2 separate regions of the Homo sapiens genome follow, and region 2 is linked to region 1. Evidence: chromatin loops called from intact Hi-C (ENCODE). Cell type or tissue: heart left ventricle. All regions are shown on one strand. Region 1 overlaps DLEU1 (deleted in lymphocytic leukemia 1). Region 2 overlaps DLEU1 (deleted in lymphocytic leukemia 1).

Region 1 (4,000 bases):
GCTTAACCCTGTCAACGGAAGATTGTACTAAAACAGCCTGTTCAGGAAGCCCTGGAATTCCACGCTTCAAGCCATTAGCTGTGTCTTGCTTACATGAAGCTTATCACGCCACCCTCAGAAAATTTCCATCTTATCATGGGCGGCATTGTAAATAATGGAAAAAACTGTCTGAAACTGTTTGAATGTTTTCTTAGATTATTTGGAAATTTCCAGCTTTGTGCACTAGACAGAAGACCTTTGACCTCTGGGATGACAGCATAAAGGCGAGGTATGCCTTCTCTTACTTAGCCAGGGAGGGCCCATAATGACTGTGCAGACACTTTCTATTATTTTTGTCATGAAGTCTCTGAATTTAGTCACCGAGCCTATGGGAAACAAATTCGCTTTAGGAAAAAAAGCTTAGCAAGAAGAATTCATTCCTCAAGTGTAACACCTTTTTTTTTTTGAGATGGAGTTTCGCTCTTATTGTCCAGGCTGGAGGGCTGGAGTGCAAATGGAATGACCTTTGCTCACTGCATCCTTGCCTCCCAGGTTCAAGCAATTCTCCTTCCTCAGCCTGTGGAGTAGCTGGGATTACAGGCACCCACCACCACGCCCAGCTAATTTTTTGGTATTTTTAGCAGAGATGGGGTTTTACCATGTTGGCTAGGCTGGTCTCAAACTCCTGACCTCAAGTGATCCGCCTGCCTTGGCCTCCCAAAGTGCTGGGATTACAGGTGTGAGCCACCGCGCCCAGCAAGTGTAACACTTTTAAAGGTCTTTTATTTATCTGCCTATAATCTTAAGAGTGAGTTTTTAATTAAATTTTGTCACTGAAAATTTATTATTCCTTTAGGAAGCAATTTTGTGGGGGGTGCTTAGGTTAATATGTAATTATATACTTAAAATTCTTCTAGGTTCATTTAAAGATAAAGTAATATATCAGTTATTACAAGATGCCAAAGGCTAAAACATGCAATTTTCTCAGTCCAGCTCACTTTTTGTTTCCAAAGCCCTTTGCGTGCATTAACAATCTTTACACATTATGAAGTCACTGTCGCCATTTAGCCCACCTTTGCATCATGGGCTAAAATGGATGCAAAGGGTTGGTTAACTCAAAGCCATGTACTTTATTCCACCTAAATTTTGTTCATTCTGTTATTCAACCTGAAATATCCTTTCCCCTCAATTTCTGCCCGTGAAAATTGTATTTGTCTCTTAAGATTCAGATCAAATATTACCTTTCCTTACCTCCTAGGGTAGATTTCTAAAGAAAAGGATCTGTGAACATTTAGGAAAGCAAGCAGTGGTCACCAGGAATTTGTGTGGATTGCTGATAAAGAAGTCATTCTGCACTAACTTCATCTCTTCTTTGGCATTATGGCTCATCTGATAAATAAATGCAATAGACATATCTTTGGATTTCAGTAAGTCTTTGATAGAGTCTCTCTTGATAGGCTTTTGGTCTATCAATAGTACAATTAGGGGGATTAGTAACTGGTTAAATGGCTAAAGCCACAAATGACTGAATAATGGCTTTTGGCCTGTGAAATATTTCCCGTGAAATGCTGGCATGCATTTGTCCTTGGCCTTGTCTTAGAGAAAAAAATTATTAATGATGAATCAGTCAGAATAGATGTAGATAATGTTGTAGTATTGAAGACCCCCCACCCCATCCCCACTGCCAATTTAGTGGTTTAAAACAATAAATATTGATTTCTCTCACACTACTTGTTCATCTTGAGATGATGGGGGCTGGATGGGTGGGGTCTTTGCTTTGGGTTATTATTGCAGTCATTATTTGGAACATCGTTGGCTGCCAAGGCCATGTGAAAAGAGATGGTGAGGAAGCCCATATGGATGCACAACCATACACACCTCAAGTGAATGGGTGTGCAAGGCGGCAGTGTGCCTGCAAGGAGAGAAATGCCATGTTTGTGAAAAGCCCTAATGACCACCACACCCATTGGGATGGAAACAAGGTGTTGGTGGATGACACAAAATTAGGTGTATAGTGAATAGGATTTTCCCTCAGAGGACCTGATAGGAGGTTCTGAACTTTTTCAGTAATTATTTAGATGACTCTGGGCAGATCACTTAACTTTCTTCAGTCTTGGTTTCCTTACCTATAGAATAAGACCATCAGTGATATTAATGTGTCTGGGTGATGGTGAGGTGCTGTCTGGCTGGTACTGGTGTCTCTGAGCTTGGAGTCAGGTTTCTCTATTGGTGCTTTATTCTTAGATGTATAAAAGTTGTTAATTGTAAAATTTTTATTATGACTGGTACCATTATCAATTTTTAAAAATTGGCTTTTTAAAGTTGAATGTAATTTGTTTTGAATTGTATATTACATTTGTCTGATATATTTTTGCCAAACTTAAAAAACAATGTGTCAAATCTCTTATAGATAGCTCATTGTTTTTTATTCAGTCTGAAAGCCTTTTTCTTTTTTAGTACAGCCATTTGATTCATTTATATTTATTCCCAGCACTTTAAATTAATTTTTCTTTCAGGCATCTTAACTTACACTTTCGTGTCTATATTTCCCTTTTATTCTGATTTGTGCTGTATATACTACTTGCTTTGCATTTGCCTCTCTGTAAACATCCTGATTTTCAATCTACAAATATATACCTTAAATAAAGAAAACCCTAACTCATAAAGCTCATCTTTTTTGAAATATAAAAATCAAGAATAAAAATAAGCATTTATGACTCCAAATTTTGAACGCTGAGCTATGTGGGACTTTAAAAGTTTAATGTGTGATTATAAATGCCACATTTAATTTTTTAAAGTGGTCAATATGTATCTCTTTATAAAATATTTTTCTTTTTTTCTGTTAAGATTTGCAGTGATTATTCAGACCTATTAAGCTGGTGCAAAAGTAATTGCGTTTTTTTGCTATTACTTTTAATGGCAAAAACCATGATTACTTTTGCACCAACTTAATATATCTGTAATTTAACAGGTTTTAATGCTTCCTGATAATCCTTTTTAGTTACAACTTCTCTCTTCTTGAGTTCTTTTTTGTTTTATTTTGTTCTTGTTTTTTGGGACAAGGTCTCACTCTGTCATCCAGGCCGGAGCACAGTGGCGTGATCACAGCTTGCTGCAGCCTTGACATCCTTGGTTCAAGTGATCCTCCCACCTCACCCTCCCCAGGAACCATGCCTGGCCAAGTTTTTATGTTTTTTGTAAAGACTGGGTTTCATCGTTTTCCCCAGGCTGGTCTCGAACTTCTGGGCCCAAGTGATCCACCAGCCTCGGCCTCCCAAAGTGCTGAGATTACAGTCATAAGCCAATGCACTTGGCCTCTTCTTGGGTTCTTAATTGCATTTCATTTCTGTGTACTAGGGACTGTGTACTGCAGGAACTTTATTCAGAAAGATATTAGGAGATTTTCTGAGCCTCTGCATCTGAGGATGCCTTTCTGCTGTCTTTCTACAAGAAGATCAATGACTCTATATGAATTCTTGGGTCATACTTTTTTTCACTTAAATTCCGGAAATGCTGCTCCATTGCTTTAGTGTCTAGTGCCTTGTATGAAGTTGGCATGCTTTGCCAAGCTTATTTAAAATTAGAGTTGCCGAGGATAAGTCTAAAGTTGACTTTTGATCCTTTGTAGGAAAAGCAGCCACCTCCCATTCTCTAGGCCTAACCAGTCTCTGGGGCCCCTGGCATTTGTCCTGCCCCAGGTGCTGCTGTGACGACCAGCTTTGTGTGGCCTCCAGTGGACTTCATATGGACATAGCCGACCATGCCTTGCCTTGTCAGTCCCACATCCCTCACCTTCGGACCTGGGCTTCCCTGTTGATACAGAGGCACTGGATATCTTGAGACTTGCTCACCATGACGTATGTGCACCCAGAAATGCATGGAAGTTTACATCACCAGGGGCACATTTTTGGCCAACACGAGGTGGGGAGGTAGTGGGTAAAATGTTTTCCCTTCCTTCTCAGGACAGAATTGCCATGGCTCAAAAGGCCCCGTGAAATTTTGAGAAATCTGTTATGCTTGA
Region 2 (4,000 bases), 75 kb after region 1:
GGCCACAGTATGAGGTGGTGGAGTAAGCGGAAGGAGAATGTGGTATGTGTTGCAGGCTGTCAGTATTTGCCAGACTATGGTCTTTTAAAAAATATATACATACATTGCACAAAGAGTTTGGCATTATAAAAAGAATCTTTTAAGTACCACAGTCTTTTATCCAGAACATTATTAAGAACTTTTTATTAAAAATTAAGATGCCTCAGAAACCATATAAAATTTTAACAGGCTCTACCTTTCCACTTCGCCTTTTCCAGGGCACCTCAGGAGAGGTGGTAGAATTCTCAAACATTTGGAGAGCTCTGCGAGGAACATTCTACTTTGCCAATTTGTCCCTGTATTGGCCCAGGACAGCCATTTACCACCTTGTTTTTGGTTATTTCAGCTGCTGCTAGGCGTTCTCCTTCAAACACACCTGGATTGCTGTGAGGACACTGCCCCACAGGCGGAACACAATGTGTTTCTCAGAGCTGCGGACTGTGGGCTGTAGGCTCCCACAGCCCTGTGTGTGTGAGCCCGTTGGCGCTCACCAAGCTCTTCTGAAGTTCTCTGGTTTCCTCTGACTTCTCTTCTGGATGGGAACTTAGGTACGGGACCAGTCCCATATATATTCATCAGTGCAGGTCCCTTTGTTCAACTCAAATGAGCACCACATGGGGTTCCTTCTTTCTGTGGGCCTCAATCCCTTCTGTGCTTGTCTTTTAAACTAATCTGCTCACATGGGGAGAGTCTTAAAATTTTTCCTGAATGTACCTCTTTTTATCTTCAAGAGACCCTTTGCCATTCTAGGGTGCTGTAATTTGACAAATAAATCCTTGTCCCACTTTCCCCTTCCCTGGTTTCTCACCTAGATCCTGGCCTTTCGTTCACCTGCCGTCTTTCAGAGTGGAGAGTACTCACCCTTCAGTCTCCTATTCACTGCAGTAACCCAAATTCCCTTCTCTTGGGTGGTCTCCTTTATCACTTTCGTATTTCTCTAATTCTAATAGCAAGACTTCAGGCCCAGCTTGAGAAAGCATGCATTTTCCTCCTTCATGTTCGTACAGTCCATTGGACATCCTTACCATCAGCTCTTGTTGGTTGAAAGATCTGAAAACTTTCAACTGGCCATTTCCTGAGGTTCTCTTTTTTGTTCATGGAGAAGCAACTGGAGCCCTTCAGTCTGGGCACAGTCAGGAATTTTCTGGATTGCTGCCATTATTCTTTTATTCAGTAAACATTTGCTGAGTCCCTTCCATATAAAAGTCAGTATCCCAGGGGCTGGGGATACAAGAACATGACCAAGGCCCTGCCTAAAGGGGCTTGCAGGCTGGTGCGGGAGACACAGTGACACATGTTGCCTTCTATTGGATACCAGTGCAATAGGTTGGAGTGGGAGCAGGATGTATGGGATGCTCTGCCCCATGCCAGAGGATGGACCACCTCATTCAGCAAGGGAAGGGGTGTCAGGGAAAGCTGTCACCAAAAAGCCCTAGTTGAACTGAGCTGCGAATCACAATGAGTCATTCGCCAGGCAAAGTCAGCCAGGGCATTCCTGGTGGAGGCAGCCACACAGGCAAAGGTTCAGAAGTGTGCAAGGGGGTTGACTATGTCCATTCTTTTTATGAATGTTGTCAAAGCTTCAGTAATCTTGCCCCTGTGCGTTTCTTGTCTGCCCTGCAGGCAGAATGAACTGTGAGTGGGTTATCAGGAAAGGTCAAAGACTGCATGGCTGGTGTGAGGGGCTGTGGGGCTGGGCCAGGGAAGCGGGAGGGAAGGGTGAGTCACTTGAAAGTTTTGTGTGCTGAGACATGGCTCTTAAAGGAGTTCTGGGGTTTTTGCAGAGGAGAAAGTGCTTAAAGGCAGATTATGCAGCCAACAGTGAGCCAGTAAATGGTTTCACTGGGGCCTATATTGGGACATTTTGGCAGCCTTCTTTATTGGGTTTGGGGCTCTCTGGCTATCAGATACCTTTCTGTTCTCTCCTTGTGAATGCCCGTGAGGGGTTTAGGGTAAAAATGTGGAGCTTTTAAGCATCTTAATGTGATTTCAATTGCATTTTAATTTTTAATAAAATGTTGAATAAAGTTCTGCTCAAAGAGCCACAGGGATGAGAAGATTCTACTTAATAGGGAGCGTAGTATTTTCATACTGGGAGATAGATGGGTTTAACAAGACCCTGGTACATCTCTTTCAAGTAAGTGCAATAAATGGTTCTGTTGGAATGGGAAAGAAGGGAGGTGCATACATACATGCATATATCTTATTTTTCTGTATAGCCAGTAATTCCACTCTTTGGAAGTAACCGCCGAGCTTTTGGCATCTTTGACTAATACCCTCCTCATATGATAGCTACACTGCTCCAAAGACGGTACAGACATCTGAGCCAAACATTTTTTCTGTTTTGTTTGCAAGAAATGGAACTGACAGATATACCTGTCTGTTTTGTTTCCAAGAAAATGTCTTGTTAGAAATGTGTGAAAATGTATTATATGACAGTTGCTGAAAATGTTTCAGATGCAGCAATAAACTGATTGTGGTTTTTGGACCAGATGTGCACCATGTTTAGAATTTATTGTACTTCTCTGTATTCTAGCCCAGTGCTTAAGTAAATAGAGAGAAGTGCTTTGCTTTTCAGTGAGACTTCTTATGTGGGTGAATGGCATTTTCCTCCATTTCATGATGGGAAATTATAGGAATCATGCAAATTGGAAATAGTCACTCACCTCACACCCATTGTGTAGCGGAGAAGACTCAAACTAAGGGCCTGTTGTCTTTGTCCTGACTCCTGAGGTTAAGGAGAAGACTTAGCCTGCAAACGTCTATAGCTTAACTGTGCCGCATTTTCTGACTCACTTAGAAACTAAAGAAATGCACTTAATGTCGATTGTAGTATTTTAAATCCCTGCCTTTTGATCTGATGCATTGTAGAACCTAGTCAGAACTCGATTAGTTAAAAAGGCAGGAGACTTTTTCATGCATACCCCTGTGGGACTCCAGGCAGCCTTTGCCAAAGGTGTTAGACATTTGTTTTTCTATGTGTGCTCAGTAAAATAGGCTTCTAAGCATAGAAATGATCTGCGTGTTGTGATTGATCTGCTTTTTTACGCTATCTCATGTTCCATTTCACTTCTAGAGGCACATTGATTTGAATAGTTAAAGATTTGTCTCATTTCCTTGCCAAGGAGGATTATGTTTCCAGCTTTTTGTTAATTCTGGGCATTTCAACCACTGCTTCTGATAACATCCTGCTTTACTGTGCTAGGCATTCCTTGGACCCAGGACTGGGGTAAGACATGGTCCTGCTGTCAGGGAAGCAGTAAGATAGTTCATGAAGGGCATGAAGTCCAGGTGCTTCACACGGGAGACCTCGTTTAATGCTCATAGAAACGTTAGATTTTGCAAGGGGTGAGGGTGTTAATTTCTTTATTTAAAACAAAATAAAACTGAGCATCTTGTAGCTCAGAGATGAGGATCCAGAACTAATAGCTGCTTGACTACAGAGCTCATGCCCTCCCTCCAGCTCACTGCTTGACTGGTTGCATAGTCAAGACATAACAATGAACATAAGGCTAGAAATTTTTGGAATAAAGGCTAACATAGGCACTAGAGCATTAAAATACATTGTGTGTTAGAGAAGGGTCATTGTGTACATGTAGTCAGTGAAGGAAGGCTTTATGGAGGAGAACTGAGCTGTGTTTGGAAGCCTGAAGATGAGGATAGAAATCACAGGCATGAAGCCACCAAGGAGGACAAGCTTGCAGGGTTGACAACTACACCAGATTGCCAGGGGGCCGACCTGGAGAGTCGGGGAGAGGGGAATAGGAAAGAAGGGGAAGGTGGAGGGCAGGCTGTTTAGAGCTCCATGAGAAACTCTGTGTGTGTGTGTGTGTGTGTGTGTGTGTGTGTGTGTCACATGTATGTCAGAGGAGGGTTTACAATGTGGAGGAAACATACCATTTAACTAAAAATCAAAATGTTTGGGGGATATACGATGCTGAAATTTCCCATTGTAGCCAGA

Evidence for each region. Peaks named below come from ENCODE experiments on the same cell type or tissue, not always from the same donor. Only the 100,000 strongest peaks of a DNase experiment are listed, where the experiment ranks them.
Region 2: a loop joins it to region 1, with 8 times the contacts of the local background. A loop is called at or near these places in 3 of 110 quality-filtered maps.

The regions. Positions count from the first base shown.
Region 1 is chr13:50,334,999-50,338,998 of GRCh38, forward strand. All of the region lies in intron 2 of DLEU1 (deleted in lymphocytic leukemia 1), which reads left to right. Among named protein-coding and RNA genes, the nearest start is that of DLEU1-AS1, 190 kb to the right of the region's middle. In heart left ventricle, no CTCF peak of the experiment used is centred here; no DNase peak of the experiment used is centred here.
Region 2 is chr13:50,409,862-50,413,861 of GRCh38, forward strand. The region is part of intron 3 of DLEU1 (deleted in lymphocytic leukemia 1); the gene reads left to right. Among named protein-coding and RNA genes, the nearest start is that of DLEU1-AS1, 120 kb to the right of the region's middle. In heart left ventricle, no CTCF peak of the experiment used is centred here; a DNase peak (open chromatin) is centred at 1,560.